Linked DNA regions of Homo sapiens: region 1 is linked to region 2. The links are chromatin loops, found by intact Hi-C in ENCODE. Cell type or tissue: CD4-positive, alpha-beta T cell. All regions are shown on one strand. Each heading gives the region's core, and the rest is flanking DNA. Links, peaks and the distances in the headings are about the cores only. Region 1 overlaps TNRC6B (trinucleotide repeat containing adaptor 6B). Region 2 has its middle 12 kb from the start of TNRC6B-DT.

The links. A loop is a pair of places that touch in the nucleus more often than their neighbours do. Peaks named below come from ENCODE experiments on the same cell type or tissue, not always from the same donor. Only the 100,000 strongest peaks of a DNase experiment are listed, where the experiment ranks them.
Region 1: a loop joins it to region 2, with 4 times the contacts of the local background. A loop is called at or near these places in 4 of 110 quality-filtered maps.

The regions. Positions count from the first base shown.
Region 1 is chr22:40,285,465-40,293,877 of GRCh38, reverse strand. It overlaps TNRC6B (trinucleotide repeat containing adaptor 6B), which reads right to left. Exons shown (of 23, transcript NM_001162501.2): 12 at 8,108-8,233. Among named protein-coding and RNA genes, the nearest start is that of ADSL, 57 kb to the left of the region's middle. In CD4-positive, alpha-beta T cell, for the core only: no CTCF peak of the experiment used is centred there; DNase peaks (open chromatin) are centred at 3,527, 3,777 and 4,377; H3K4me3 peaks cover 269 bases; H3K27ac peaks cover 5,262 bases.
Region 2 is chr22:40,052,107-40,060,519 of GRCh38, reverse strand. It overlaps a transcript of TNRC6B not described here. Among named protein-coding and RNA genes, the nearest start is that of TNRC6B-DT, 12 kb to the right of the region's middle. In CD4-positive, alpha-beta T cell, for the core only: no CTCF peak of the experiment used is centred there; DNase peaks (open chromatin) are centred at 2,049 and 4,769; H3K4me3 peaks cover 557 bases; H3K27ac peaks cover 1,671 bases.

The sequences.
Region 1 (8,413 bases), core at 318-8,317, 230 kb before region 2:
CACTTTCCCAACAATTCTACCTTTGAAATCATTCTGATATGCATCTTCCCATGACTTAATATATATTAACTGCGCTCAAAATACATGTGCGGCACAGCTATTGATGCTCAGGCTCCAGCAGTGAACACAGCAGGCCCAGACCCTGCTGCTGTGAAGCTTATTACACTCCTAGGGGCAGGGCAGACAAGGAGCAAGCATGGGAGACACAGTAACAGGGCAAGAACCCATTATTCCCCACCATTCCCCTACCCCCCTCCGCCCCCGCCCTCAGGCATTCCTACTACTCAAAATTAGCTAAAGAAACCACCAAAGTAAAACCTGCCCGTGACCCAGCAGTACCATCGAGAAATTCATCCTGGGAGACAAACATGAGAATATTATAGCAGGCCAGGCACGGTGGCTCATGCCTGTAACTCCAGCATTTTGGGAGGCCAAGGTGGGCAGATCACGTGAGGCCAGGAGTTCGAGACCAGACTGGCCAACATGTGAAATCCTGTCTCTACTAAAAATACAAAAATTAGCCAGGCATGGTGGCTGGCAGCTGTAGTTCCAACTACTTAGGAGGCTGAGGCAGGAGAATTGCTTGAACCCGGGGGCAGAGTTGCAGTAAGCTGCGATCACGCCACTGCATTCCAGCCTGGGCAACAGAGGGAGACTCTGCCTCAAAAAAAAAAAAAAAAAAAAAAAGAAAAGGATATTATAGCAGCACTGCTCATAACAACAAACATCTAGAAGCAATCCAAATGTCTATGAACAGTAGACCTGGTAGTAGAATAGGTAAATTATGGTATAGTCATATAATGGAATATCATATGAACCATAGCTGCCCAAATCCACATGGGAATATATTTGAAATAATACAAGTAAAAATAGCACAACAAAAGAAGGAGGCTCTATACTATATGGGTTAAGTGCAAAAAAGGCAAAATGAAAACAACAGATTGTTTAAAGACAGAGAGACACATGCAGAAAGAATATAAAGAAAAGCATAGGAAAGTGATCTTTAGAAGCCACCAGCTCGTATGTTCCATAAACTGACAATTTTAGAGACAATAAAAGTGTAATTTTTGAGAAATTCCTATCCCAGCCGTGCTCAACTTCTCCTTTCTTAGGATTGCAAATGTACTGCCCCTCTCCAAAGAATACAGAAGGACCAGGGAAAAGCGCCACTAGGCTCCAGGCAAACACCTGCTCACGCCCGCCTGGGCTGCAGAGGAATCACGGTGGTGCAGGTCTGCACATTCTCCATTTCAGGGAGTTAATTATTCTGGTTTAAAAGCCCTTCAATCTCCTGCTGGATTGGAGAAAGTAAAGATCTTGTTGCAATCGATATGGCATTTAACAAAGCACTGCAGGTGCAAAATGACAGCAATTTAAAGTCAGGACAAAAGCCTGCTGGAATATGTTACTTTCTCAATATTGTATTTGAGTAACTGGAGGAAACAGGCATGGTAGAAACCCAAGGCCCGGAATATTTGTAACAAATCTTAGAAGTTTCAGTGTCATCCTTTTTTTTTTTTTTTTTGAGATGGAGTCTCACTCTGTCGCCCAGGCTAGAGTGCAGTGGCACAATCTCAGCTCACTGCAACCTCCACCTCCTGGGTTCAAGCGATTCTCCTGCCTCAGCCTCCTGAGCAGTTGGGACGACAGACGGGTGTGCGCCACCATGCCTGGCTTTTTTTTTGAGACGGAGTCTTGCTCTGTCGCCCAAGCTGGAGCGCAGTGGCACGATCTCGGCTCACTGCAAGCTCCGCCTCCAGGGTTCATGCCATTCTCCTACCTCAGCCTCCTGAGCAGCTGGGACTACAGACGCCTGCCACCACACCCAGTTAAGTTTTTGTATTTTTAGTAGAAATGGGGTTTCAGCATGTTGGCCAGGCTGGTCCCAAACTCCTGATCTCAGGTGATCCACCTGCCTTGGCCTCCCAAAGTGCTGGGATTACAGGCATGGGCCACTGAGCCCGGCCTCAGTATCTTCTATGTTTACATTAACTACTGATTGCCCCTATAATGTGGTCAAAAGGAATATAAAATCTGGTATTTATCAAAACCTTTTAAAATATTAATGTGCTTTGACCCAGAAATTTCATTTTGGGCAACTAAATTTAGAAAAAATGTGGGCAAGGGTTTATGTATAAGGATTTCTCTGCAGCATTATTTGTAACAGGGAAAAATTAAAAACAATTTAATACTCAACAGTGGGGGAAGGGAATGTTAAGTAAATCAAGGTAAATCTACCTGATGAAACATCATTATGATCACCGTGAATGCTACATAGCAACAGCAGAAAATTCAAGGACACAATGTTAACATCAGGTTCTAGTGACCCTGAGTGCAATAATGTGAAAAGCATCCCTGTATATGAATAGTGTCTGAATAGGGAATTAGTAAAAATAATTCCTGTCATTGTATTTGGGTTGGAGGTTTCTTTAAGAATTTGTTTCTCCGCTATCCAAACTGTGTGTGGTTATCTTGTCTTTTTCATTTTTTTTTTTAAGACAGGATATCACTGTCACCCAGGCTGGATTGCAGCGGTGTCACCATGGCTCACTGCAGCCTCAACCTCCTGGGCTCAGGTCATCCTCTCACCTCAGCCTCCCAAGTAGCTGGGACTACAGCATGCACCACCATGCCCGGCTAATTTTTTGTATTTCTGTTAGAGACAGGTTTTGCCATATTGCCCAGGCTGGTCTTGAACTCCTGGGCTCAAGCAATCTGCCCATCTTGGTCTCCCAAAGTGCTGGGATTATAGGAGTAAACCACCGTGCCTGGCCTTTTCTTTCTTCAGAGTTACCCAACTGCTTCATTTTTTAGAAATACAGAAATGTTGGGAAAAGACAGAATAATCCAATATTTAATATTCTGCTCCCAGTATGCATTAAATAAATAAAACAAAATTCAAAAATGGAGGGAACACAAGTAATTTTCTTTTTTGGGTAGAGCAGACACTTTGGTCATAAAGAGATCTGTAGTACCCAAGTCTCTCACACAAAGTTAACTGCAACTTTCCCAACAATTCCACTTTTGAAATCACTCTGATATGCATCTTCCCATGACTTGATATATAGTCACCGAGCTCAAAATACATGCCCTGCTCAGGCTCCAGCAGTGAACACAGCAGGCCCAGACCCTGCCACTGTGAAGCTTATTATACTCCTAGGCGCGGGGCAGAGAGGGAGAAAAGACAAGGAGCAAGCGGGTCGGGGGGTGGGGGAGTGACAGGGCAGGCTGCACACTGTACGTAGCTGCCCTGAGAAAGCTCCTAGGGAAGGTGGCAGAGAAGCAGAGAGCTGAAGGAGATAAAGACTGAGCCATGCTGCCATCTGGGAAGGATGTTCTAAGCGTATGCTTGGTGTGTGGGGGCCACTTGGCTGGAGCAGCATGAAGGTATGGGACAGTGACCTGTACTTGTGGGGAGGTGGGATCACCAGGAACCTCAAAGACCAGAGTAAAGACTTTGCTTTTGCCTTGCATTCTCAGCGAGAGAACCAGCCACGAGGGGATTCCCGCTGAAAGAGTAACACAACCTGCCTTTTGTTTTAGCACAGTGCTGTGCAGAACTTCCTGCAACGCCGACACGTTCTACGTCTGTGCTGTCTGCACAGTGACTATGAACCAGACGTGGCTATTTAAGTTAATTAAAATAAAATTTAAAATTCAGTGCTTCCAGTCCAGCGGCCACATTTCAAGGGCTGATGTGGCTGACGGCTATCACACTGGACAGTGCGGTGTCAGAGAATCAGTCTGACTCAGACGTGAGACAGGCAAATGTTGAGCCGAGGCAGGGTGGGGAACAGGCAGGAAGTCACTGCAATAACCTAGACAGAAACGGCGGTGGCTTGGCCAGGGCCTGTGCTGTTGAAAGTGGTAAAAAAGGATCCGCTTTTGGATAAAGGTTTGAAGGGCAGTCTTACTGATGCAATGAACATGGTCACGAGCTCCAAGGTTTTTGGCCTGAACTCCTATAGGATGAGAGTGCCATTTGCTGGGAGTTAAGGGGATGTTTTTGAGGGCAGTGTGGGGTGAGATCAGAAGCTGTGTTTTGAACATGTTAACCTGTAAGGCAACCTATGAGTAGTCTGTGGAGTTGAGGAAAAATGATGTGGGCTGAAGACACAATTTTGGAATTCAGTGCTTAAAGTCATTCCACTTGGTAAGATCACCTGGCACTGACTACAGATGGTGAGGAGAGGTTCGAAGGTTGAGATCTGGGACATTCTGCTGAATATGTATTGAGAACTTGAGGAGGAACTCGTAAAGGAGATGGAGAAGGAGAGGCAGATGGAGAACCAGTGTAGTAGGTGTCCAAAAGCCAAACACAGGAAGTGCTTCAGAAAGGAGGGGAACTCTGTCAAATGCTGCTGATACACTGAGTAAGAAGAGACTAGAGAACAGATCATCATATTATGCAAGGAAAAGATCAGAGGTGACTTCCACAAGAAGGTTAATTCCCACTGTCGCTGCCTTACCTAGACTCCTGTACTAGTCCTGCAACTGCACTCTTTTGCTCTAGTACTCCTGCCATTCAAACATGTCCTCTATATTACTTCCAGTGTTTGTTTGTTCCCTCCCTCCCTTCCTCTTTTTTTCTTTTTTGAGACGGGGTCTTGCTCTGTTGCCCAGGCTGGAGTGCAGTGGCTTGATCGTGGTTCACTGCAGCCTCGCCTCCCAGACTCAATCTATCCTCCCACCTCAGCCTCCTGAGCAGCTGGGACTAAAGGTACACACCACCATGCCTGGATCATTAAAAAAAATTTTTTGTAGGCTGGGCGCGGTGGCTCACGCCTGTAATCCCAGCACTTTGGGAGGTCAAGGTGGGGTGGATCACTTGAGGTCAAGAGTCCCAGACCAGCTTGGCCAACATGGTGAAACCCCATCTCTACTAAAAATACAAAAATTAGCCAGGCGTGGTGGCGCATGCTTGTAATCCTAGCTACTCAGGAGGCTGAGGCACAAGAATCACTTGAACCCAGGAGGTGGAGGTTGCAGTGAGCTGAGTGAGAGAGAGACTCTGCCTCAAAAAAAAAAAAAAAAAAAAGCTGGGCACAGTGGCTCACGCCTGTAATCCCAGCATTTTGGGAGGCCAGGGCGGGTGGATCAGGAGGTCAGGAGTTCGAGACCAGCCTGGCCAACATAGTGAAATGCCGTCTCTACTAAAAATACAAAAATTAGCCAGGCATAGTGGCACACTCCTGTAGTCCCAGCTACTCGGGAGGCTGAGGCAGGAGAATCACTTGAACTTGGGAGGCGGAGGTTGCAGTGAGCAGAGATTGTGCCACTGCACTCCAGCCTGGGCAACAGAGTGAGACTCCAACTCAAAAAAAAAAAAAAAATTTGTAGAGATGGGGTTTTACTATGTGGTCCAGGCTGGTCTCAAACTCCTGGGCTGAAGCAATCTGCCTGCCTCAGCCTCCCAAAGGGCTGGGATTGCAGGTGTGAGCCACTGCACCCAGCATCTTCTAAACCTTAAATTTTCCTACATCACTACTCAGCTGAAAAATCTTTAATAGTATATTGTCTACAGCAGTGGCCAAACTGTAAGTGCACATAAAGATCACACGGGGGTGACTAAGTCCCAAAGCCACCTGTCACAGAAGACTGGAGACCTGGGAACTGTGTCTTTAAGTAGCAACCCAAATAATGGTTGTAAACCACGTTGAAAAGGATTGGCCCATAGGGCCAAGTCCCAAATCCTAAGCAAAGCAAACACCTTTTCCAAATTTGGTCCCATACTTCTTGTCTAGTTCCTTTCTTTTCTATTCTAAGACAGTGTGTGTGCATTTGTGTGTACGTTTCAACAAGCTCTAACTAATTATTCAGAGTAACTGCCTTTCCCCCAAATGCTATGTTCTTCTAGATATTATTGCCCCTTGCACATGAGGCTCCTGCTGCTTAGAAGGCACTTTTAATCTGGTGTGCTCAGAAAATTCTGACTCATTCTTTAAGACTCAGACGTCACTGCTAGTGTGAAGGCTCAGCCGATTACCCAAACTCTGTTAAACATTTCTATACATTTATCACACTATCTGCTGGGAATTCTGCTATCACCTCCTCCTCACCTCAACCCACCCCTCTGCCACCAACTCCAAGAGGCTGCAGAGAGAGAGATGGCATTTTCTCCATCTGTGCACGATGAAGACATTATCTAACATGCTACAGATATTTGATAACCATGGATGACTGTCAGCCTGATACCAAAGGATACTGTAAAGTATGTGTATGCTCCAAGACTTAAGAAGACACTGCCATTGTAGAGTGCCAGGGAAGTCAGAAATGGCTCTGTCTAAAGGACAAACCTCTACCTGGGGCTTGAAGGATGACTGGAACTTAGAGGGAAAGAAGAGGAGAGGTGCCAAGGGGACACAGTCCCAGACTCCCAGGCAAGACCTTGGAGAGGCAGTTGGTGGTGATGACGGGGAGGCAAGGAAGGGGTGTGGAGAAACCTGACCTCCCCCACTAAGAAAGATACAGACTCAGAACATTAAAACTAGAATTTGAAATCTATAGTTGATCTTTTCAAATAAATATTTTAAGCCCTGGTCTTAAAGGGCATTTCAAAAAACAAAACAGGCTGGGCACGGTGGTTCATGCCTGTCATCCCAGTGCTTTGGGAGGCTGAGGTGGAAGGACTGCTGGAGTCAAGGAGCTTGAGACCAGCCTGGGCAACATAGCATGACTCCACCTCTACACAATACTTAAAACCAGCCAAGCTTGGTGGTGTGCATCTGTAGTCCCCAGCTACTTGGAGGCTGAGGAGGGAGGACTGCTTGAGCCCAAGAGTTTGAGCTTGCCATGAGCTATGGATCACACCACTGCACTCCAGCCTGGGTGACAGAGTGAGACTCTACCTCCAAAAAATAAAAATAAATAAAAACACAAAAACAACAAAAACTGAACCTTTACAACCTGCTGGTTGGATCTAATAAGCGCTCCCATCTTCTTTTAAGGATGAAACAGACTCAAAGCTTGGTTTATTAAAATAACATTCTAAGGAGGGACTAAGGCCACACACTGAATCCTTGCATGAGCTTATCAGCTATTACTCTATCCTCACGCCTGCTTTCTCACAAAGGGGAACAGGGAAAGTATGTGGTAGACTAACACAAATCTCTCACCTTTATCCCCAAAACAAAGCACCATCTCTTTGCACATCTCCTACTAAGGGACAGACCTAAATGGTTCCCATGGTATCCAATGGACTATGTCGTACACAGAGCTGCTCATGAATAAGAGTTGAATCCAGGAGTCTCTGCTACTTCATTAGTTCTAAAACTCCCCCTAGAGCACCTAATTGCTATGTTGGCATACAGCTCCTCAACATTTTCAGAATAATCCAGAATCTGGCAATTCTCATTTTCTATTTTTTTTTTTGAAATGGAGTCTCGCTCTATAACCCAGGCTGGAGTGCAGTGGCATCATCTCGGTTCACTGTAACCTCTGCCTCCTGGGTACAAGCGATTCTACTGTCTCAGCCTCTTGAGTAGCTAGGATTACAGGCATGTGCCACCATGCCCAGCTAATTTTTGTTTTGTTCTTTATGCCTGGCTAATTTGTGTTTTTTGGCAGAAACAGGGTTTCGCCATGTTGGCCAGGCTGGTCTCAAACTCCGGGACTCAAGTGATCCTGGCCTCAAGCACCTTGGCCTCCCAAAGTGCTGGGATTACAGGCATGAGCCACTGTGCCAGGCTGAATTCTCTTTTTATCTTTGGGTGAATCCTTGAGGGCAACCAGCCTCTGAACATTGACACATCAGAACTTATAAAGCAGTTTTAATTATATGCAGTTTCAAAAAATATAGTTAGAAAAATAGGAGATCTAAAAGGAATAGAATAATAAGCTTTTCATGCAAAAATATCTACTTTGTTGGTATGCATGATGAAATAAAAAATGAGATTTGAGATTTTGTTCTAAAAGTCTTCATCTTTGGCAGCTAGATATTTCATATTTTACTCTACTTGATCTTAGCCAAAAGGTCAAGAAAAGATGGCTTTTTCATATTTTATGCTACTTACTATCATTCTTTTTATGCCCACAAAAATCAGTTAACAACTGGTAATGATGTGAAATGGTCTTTCATTTTGAATCACAGGAACGTAAAATTGCTTACCTGGGGGGAAATAAACTGGGGAGGCACTTGCGCCCGGAGACTGGGAGAAGAATTTAGTGGCTGCACGGGTGTGTGCAGACCTCTCGATTGTGCTGTGCTGTTTCCAAACAAACCATGACTACCGCCCTGTAAACAGAAAAGCAGCAGTAAGGCTTTTTGTTAACATAAGAAAATGCAAGTAAGAAACAGTTCTGGTCTTTTAGATCCCTCAGAAGAATCACAGGCTGTGTTCGATGGAATAACAGAATTTTGTAACTGAGAAGTTCCTTATCTTAGAAGGCTTGGGGCAATTACTCAGATTGACTC
Region 2 (8,413 bases), core at 356-8,355:
GAAATCAATAACAGAAAGATATGTAGAAACTTCCAAGTATTTGGAAATCAAATAACACTTCTAAATAATCCATAGGTTGGCTGGGCATGGTGGCTCATGCCCGTAATCCTAGCACTTTGGAAGACTAAGGTGGGCCAACATGGCGAAACCCTGTCGCTAATAAATTTATAAAAATTAGCCGGGTGTGGTGGCACACACCTGAACTCAGGAAGTGAAGGTTGCAGTGAGTGGAGATCGTGCCACTGCACTTTAGCCTGGGCAACAGAGTGAGACTTTTTGTCAAAAAAATAAAAAAATAATAAAAATAATAAAAAAAAAAGTCATGTGCATTTTTTATGTTAAAACTTTTTTTGCTAAATTAAAAAAAAAAAAAAAGAAAAAAAAAATGATGGCCGGGCACAGTGCCTCACGCCTGAAATCCCAGCACTTTTGGGAGGTCGAGGCGGGTGGATCACACGAGGCCAGGAGTTTGAGACCAGCCTGGCCAACACAGTGAAACCCCGTCCCATCTCTACTAAAAATACAAAACTTAGCTAGGCAATGGTGGTGTGTGCCTGTAGTACCAGCTACTCAGGAGGCTGAGGCAGGAGAATCGCTTGAACCTGGGAGGCGGAGGTTGCAGTGAGCCGAGACTGCACCAGTGCACTCCAGCCTGGCAACAGAGCGAGACTCCGTCTCGGGGGGAAAAAAAAAAAAAAAAAAAACCAAACTCTATCATGACCAATGGGGCTTATCCCAGGAATCCAGGGTTGTTTAATGTTCAAAAGTCAGTCAAAATAATTTACCATGTTAACAGACTAAAAAAGAAAAAACATATTTTAATATATTTTAAAAAGCACATCCAATGAAACAATCTCCATTCCTGATTAAAAACTCTCAGTAAACTAGGATTAAAAGAGAAATTCTGGAACCTGATAAAGTGCAACTATGAAAACGCACAGATCATACCACAGTTAGTGATACAAGACTAAATACTTTCTCCCTAAGACACAGGAGAAAAGCAAGAATGCCCACTCGTATCACTTCTGTTCAGCATGGTACTCGAAGTACTAGCCAGGACATTAAGGTATGAATTAGAACTCAAAGACTGGAAAGTAAATTTGTCTTTCTTTGTAAATGATATATTTGTTTAAAAAAACATCGAAATCTATAAAAATGCCATTAGAACTAATGAATGCAATTAGCAAAGTCTACGTAATTCATTATCATCACAATCATATCAGTAAGAACAAACTATATCCAAATGAAGGAGGCGTTACTTAAGAAAGGCTTTCAGGAAGACAAAGTTTCGAGAAGGCTTTTTGAGAGTAAGGGGGACAATGAATTGGCAGCCAGAAGCAGGGAGAAAATTTTACATAAGTCAAACCTTTATAGAGCATGGGGACAAAAAGAGAGAAAATAATATGGAAAACAGAGAAAAGATTGTACAGAACGCAAAGATTCAAAAGAAAGAAATGACAGTTGATAAATGGGAGCAGTAAACGAACTTGGCTGGAACAAAGGTGTTTGGATTTCACACAGTAAGGACAGGTTGCTAAAGAAAGGAAAAGAAAATAGTACGTAGGAAATGTTTTCTGGGGAGAAACTAGAAACAAGACAACTGACTAGAGAGCTATTTAAATAACCCAGAAATAGACCAAGGATGATTTAGATTCAGGATGGTGGCATGAACATAAAAATGAGAAGGTCAAAGTCCAAAGCCACAGAGAAAAGAAAAACTAAAGGATATGGCAATGTTTCCAGATTCAATGTGTCAGAATTTCAAGATTCAAGTACTGGGCAGGTGGGTTGCCAGCGACAGGGTATCCAACAGCATCACGCCTCTCCAGACGGAGGTGAAGTAGGGGCCCCTCTCCAGCCTCCAGTTACCTTTCTGAAAAGCACCCTGAATGATAAGCCCAAGGTCTGAAAAATAGGAGGTTAAAGCAAAGCAAGAGAAAATGACATGAAATACACATTTTTCAGTACAGTCAGTCAGTCTAGAGACTGTCTGCTTCCAAAGCTAACGTGCTGCATCGGTTGAGTCCCGGCTCTGGCCAGTTCAGGAAGCGCAGGCTGGCGCCACAATGTGCTAAAGCACATTGTGTCACATTGTGCTAAAGCACATTGTGCTAAAGCACATTGAGTCACAAGTTTTGGAGGACAGGTAGAGGGCCCCCTTTTTAAAGTTTTCAAACCATCCCTTACTGGCTTGAAATGTGATGTCTTTTACATCTTCATTCATTCTTCTTCTCTTTGTGATTTCTACCAAGAGCCTTTTTTACCGTTTATGTTTTGTTTTTGTTTTTTGGTGTTGTAAAAGTAGTATTTTCCCCTCTGAGCCTTTTGGCTACATACTGGGGTATGGGGCATAAAAAGATCTCCTCTTTCTGGAGCAGTCCACAGACCCACCTGCATGGTTTAAGCTGGAATCAGTAAGTATTGTGGCCTTTTGTTTAAGGCAATTGAGCCAAAATGCAAGATAAAACACTGTAAATTTTAAACATATTGGTGTAAAAATATAAAACTTGTATAGTAAAAAGAAGGTTGACAAAATTGACTAAAGAGTAGATGGTGAAATATTAACTTAAAATCTGTTGTCCATGGTACATCTAACAGGAAAGTCTTTATTTAGAAGGTCTACAGAGATAACATCTGAGTAAAACCTCTCCTCAGGAAAAGGATATTACTGAGCATGAGACACCATCAGCAGGATTTTCACAGGAGAAAGACATTTAGCTCCTCAGAGAGCAGCTGTTTCATCTTTTACTTTGGATTGCCTTCCTCCACATCAGAATCTTGTACCCAGCAAGTACCCAAGACATTTCTCTTGATATGCTGACCAGGGGGTCTCCAGGTTAGAAAGCCTGGTCCACTTCCAGTTTTTGAGGCTCGAGATATGTATATATATTTTTTTAAATAAAGACATGCCAAAACACCATTATGAAAATTCTGGGCCAGGCAGGGTGGCTCACGCCTGTAATCCCAGCACTTTGGGAGGCTGCGGATCACCTGAGGTCAGGAGTTTGAGACCAGCCTGACCAACATGGAGAAATCCTGTCTCTACTAAAAATACAAAATTAGCCGGGCGTGGTGGCACACGCCTGTGATCCCAGCTACTCGGGAGGCTGAGGCAGGAGAATCACTTGAACCCAGGAGGCGGAGGTTGCGACGAGCCGAGATGGTGCCATTGTACTCCAGCCTGGGCAACAAGAGCGAAACTCTGTCTCAAAAAAAAAAAAAAAAAACCTGGCATATTTTCAATGTACACATTTAATAAATCAACACCTTTAGGAAAAAAATTCAATGTAACTGTACTATTCACAAGAGGATTAATAAACATGTTCCCTTGTCATAAACCACAGATAGTGTTACCTGGTAAGAAGTTTAAAGGTATAATCAGTATCATCTTTCAATCCTGTGACTTTATCTCGACTGTTTACACCTACTATGTGCAAACCATTCTAGTGGGTGCCATGACAAAACAAAGTAGCATAAACTCATTTTGAGCTCAAGGTATCCAAGATGAGAACCCATGACGACTTCTTACTCTGTTGAGATACTACAAGGAACTTCCAATGAATATAGTCTACCTGTGCCCATGGGAGGAATCTGGTGGCCTTGCCCCATCAAATCTGCTACCATCTCTATTCAAGCAACTTCCATTTTTCTTTCTCCGCTGGGTGCTTCCTGTATATCTTTTAATAGATTATAGATTTTTCTTTCTTTTTTTTTTTTTTTTTGAGACAGGGTGTCACTCTGTCTCTCAGGCTGGAGTGTAGTGATGCAATCCTAGCTCACCGCAGCCTCCAACTCCTGGGCTCATGCAATCCTCCTGCCTCAGCCTTTTGAGTAGCTAGGACTACAGGCATGTGCCATCATGCTCAGTTGATGTTTAAAACATTTTTTGTAGAGATGGGGGTCTCACTATGTTGCTCAAGCTGGTCTCGAACTCCTGGCCTCAAGTGATCCTCTTACTCTGGCTTCCCAAAGTGCTGGGATTACAGGCATGAGCCACTGCACCCAGCCTGATTTTCTATCTTACTTAAAGGTGTTGCCTTCTCAACCTCGTCCTGCTTCCATTTTTCTCTGTCCTTTCTCTTCCAAACATCTTAAACTAAACTGCATTCATTACTACCATTCTCCCTATCATCACTTAGCTCCTTAGCCCTTTGTTATGTAGATCAAATACATACACAGAACTTGCAGAAATCGGCATTACCGTAAGTCAATTAACATCTTGTGAGTGTAATCAGCACTACCAGAGCATAATCACTTCTTCCCATTTGAAAAATATCAAGCTCTGAATATGCAAAGCTGAGAAACATTAGTTTAGCCAACAAGGTATGGACATCCTGCAACTGAAAGCAACTTAGCGGAAATAGAATGGAAGATGGCTAGAGATGGGGTGGATGGGGAAAGGAGACACTACTTAAGAGTAACAGGGAGAGAAAAATGGATAGGAGGAGACAGAAAAGGAAAGAGACATTGAAAACAAATAGGAGTAAATGAAGGAAAATGGGCTACATTTTTATCCAATTAATCTCCCTTTTTCAAATCTGGTTGAGAATTAAATTAGATTAATGTTAGCTCAGTGAACCACTTGGAGACTTGGAGATATGTAAAGACCTTCAAGCTGTAGGAACTGTCTTTCCCAGAACATATACCAGAGGCCCTTCTGGGTAGTCCTCTTTTCTGATTTCCTCTCTTTCACTGGTTCAGTGTCTGATCCATTTGAGATGGTATCAGCACTCACCTCAGGTGATCTAGAAGTCACTTCCTTTACACTCTCTGCTCCTACAGATAAGCTTAAATGAGTCACCACTTTCTAATTCCACCTAACATCATTTGCATGGTTATAGGTACACCACTGAAGCAAGTATATTAACTAGAAGTGACAAGTGCCGTTGTGGTTTATGATTATCTTCTCTGAATGGTACTCTATGCCTTTATGAATTCAAACATACAGATTCAGATCATTATTCTAAGGTCATTTCCTGTCCTAAACTGCAGTGGAGTAAGAGGCTGAGTCTGACATATCATGGTTCAACTGTAAGTCAGCTATTAGCCCTGTACCCTAATGCCAGCCTTGTAAAGCATACCGCTGTGCCGGTCATCTTCTCCACATACTAAAAACGCTCCCCCATGCCTCTACACAGGCTGTTCTCTCTGCCGGAAATGCCCTTTTCCTCCACAACTTAGTGTGAGTGTCACCTTCCCTGGGAAGGCTTTCTCAACCTCCCCATCGTGTTGATGACCTTCCTTTTCATCCCCGCAGCACCTCTTGTACTGTCTATTACAGCACTTATTACACTAAATGGCACTCATCTGTGTCCACATCTGTCTCACCCACCTGGCTGTGCATTCCTTGGGAACAAAGATCTCCTTTCGCCCCACCTCTGTAGTCCTGGCTCCTAGCACAGCATTCAGCATGTCTATGCATTCAAATGTTTAGTGAGAGCGTCATCATGTCAAGCCCAAGCATAATTTCTTTTCTTTTTTTGGAGACGGAGTCTTGTTCTGTCACCCAGGCTGGAGCTTAATGGTGCAATCTCAGCTCACTGCAACCTCTGCCTCCCGGGCTCAAGCAACCTTCCTGTATCAGCCTCCCGAGTAGCTGGGACTACTGGCGCGCACTACTACAACCAGCTAATTTTTTTTTTTTTTGTAGAGATGGGTTTCACCATGTCACCCAGGCTGGTCTCGAACTCCTGGACTCAAGTGACCTGCCTGCCTTGGCCTCCCAAAGTGCTGGCATTACATGCATGAGCCACCAAGCTTTGCCTAAAATGAGGTTTTTTAGAAATTCTATTTTAAATTCTCTTTCTTAACTTCATTTGAAAAAATATTTATTGAGGACCTACTATGTGCAACTCACAGTGCTAGATGTTGGTGACACAAATGTGAATAAAACAGAGTATTTTTATTCATGTAGCTATTTTCCAGAAGGGGAAATATAATATACAAATTAAATAATTATACAATTGATATCTTCTAATGTGGGGCGGGGTGATTAGGAAGTCATTAAAGAGGAGACACACACACTGAGCTCAGGATTGAAGAGGCATTAACTAAGGTTGGGCCTGCGGGCTTCCAGCTGTGAGAATAGTATGCTCAAGGAAGGGACCTTGGGTAGTGAAGAACACACATTTCCGGAACTTGAAGAGGGTCAGTATGGTGAGAGTACACTCAGCAAGGGGGAAGACAGTAGGAAAAGAGGCAGGGGACGCTGGCAGAAGCTTCACTGGGCAGTCAGTGAAAAAGGCAAGAACAAGAATTCAGGTTCTTATCAGGGTCTTTAGGCCTCACTGACAGTTTTGTTTTTGAGACAGGGTCTCACTCTGTCACCCACACTGGAGTGTGGTGGCGCAATCTCGGCTGACTGCAACCTCTGCCTCCAGGCTCAAGCTAGCCTCCCACCTCAGCCTCCTGAGTAGCTGGGACTACAGGCAGGCACCACCACGCCCAGCTAATTTTTGTATTTTTTGCAGAGACAGGGTTTTGCTATGTTGCCCAGGCTGGTCTTGACCTCCTGAGCTCAAGATATTCACCCACCTCAGCTTCCCAAAGTGCTGGGATTACAGGCACGAGCCTGTGCACCCAGTTATTAACAGTTTTAAGTAGGGGAGAAATATGATCAGATTTACACTTGCTTTTTAAGTAAATGTTTTAAATTAAGATATACACAGAACACATCTGTAGTTTTAAAAGATTATTCTCACTACAGTTTCAACAATTCTCTGAAGTAGAGAAGTTCCTACTTGCAAAAGAAAAAACTAAGACTCTGCAAAGCTAAGTAACTTACTTCAAGTTATTTATTTAACAAACATTTGAGTGTCTACGATATGACAGACACAGTACAGTATGTGCCTAGGGATGCAAAGATGACTACAATAGTCTCACTTAAGAAATTTGCAATCCAGCAGGAGAGACAGATTAAGAAACATGATATAATGTAGTCTATGTCAGAAATGAGTAAAGTCTAAGAGAACAGAGAGAAATTCAATCTTCCTAGGAAGAATTAACCATTTCACCTGTGTGTTAAAGGGGTATTTTTTTTTCCATACTGTAGTTTTTGAATTTTCAGTCATTCCTGCGCTTGGCACCCAGTATGCACTCAAGCAAATGTCAGCAATACAAATGAATCCAGGACTTTTGACTCCTAATTCAGAGACTCTCCAACTCTGCCCGAATTCTGGAAGACTTGCATTAATTACAATAATTATGGAACTATTTTGGAGCTCTACTTTTGAAGCTGCTTTCGGAGCCTGTTTATAAACCACAAAGAAAGTCAGTCTTATTAAAACTGTCAAACTTCATTAATGACCCAACCTGAAAATCCATAACAATATCTAAACATAGTTTTTTTTTTTTTTTTTTAAAGAAAATCTCCAAACACATCGAGTGGTATATGTTAAATACCTAAAGCTTTTAGTATGTCAGTCATACCTCAATAAGGTGGTTTGGGGGAAAAAGAAAGCACAAATCGACATTCAGAGGATGGTGAAATGCTCCCATGAAGACAACCAAGCAAATATACCATATACACCTTCGTAATTCATGATCTCTGTACTCAAAGGACTTACATTTCAGTTTCTAACTAGAAAGACAAAGCATAGCACATAAAAAGAATAAAAGAGAATAGAAGGTAACATTTGTTCATTTATTTAAAACATTTACACACTGCCTACTACTACACAACTGGTCAGAAACTGTTCTAGGGATACAAAGCGGGTAAGATAAATGCCTGCCTTCAAGAAACTCAGTCCTATGGGGAAGTCAACAATACACAGGCCAGACATGGTGGCTCACGCCTGTAATCCCAGCACTTTGGGAGGCTAAGGCAGGCAGATTGCTTGAGCCTGGGAGATCCAGACCAGCCTGGGCAACATAGTGAGACCTCATCTCTACAAAACATGAGCCAGGTGTGGAGGTGCGTGTCTGTAGTTCCAGCTGTTCAGGAGGCTGAGGTGGGAGGACTGCTTGAGCCCAGGAGATGGAGGTTGCAATGAGCCATGTTTATGCCACTGCACTCCGGCCTGGGTGACAGAGTAAGACCCTGCCTCAACAAAAAAAAAAAAAAAAAAAAAAAAAAATACAATACACAGCGTTGCTATTAAGCAGGTACACACAAATGAGAACACTGAGGCTGTGTACAGCTGCCATCAATTCTAATTCATCAGACACCGATTCTTATTGGTTCATGCTTTATCTGTTGTTAAATATTGTAATATTACCTCTGATTATAACGCAAATTGGTAAAGACCGTAAGTAATCACTATATGAAAAAAACAATGACACCAAAAAAATTGTTAAAAGTTTTCAGAGAATATGACGAGAACTTAAATTTTAATCTTAGGGTCCCCCTTTGATCTTGGGGTCCCCTTGTGTTTCTTGGCAAGGAAGGTTGGCACATTTGGATAAGGAAGCTGGT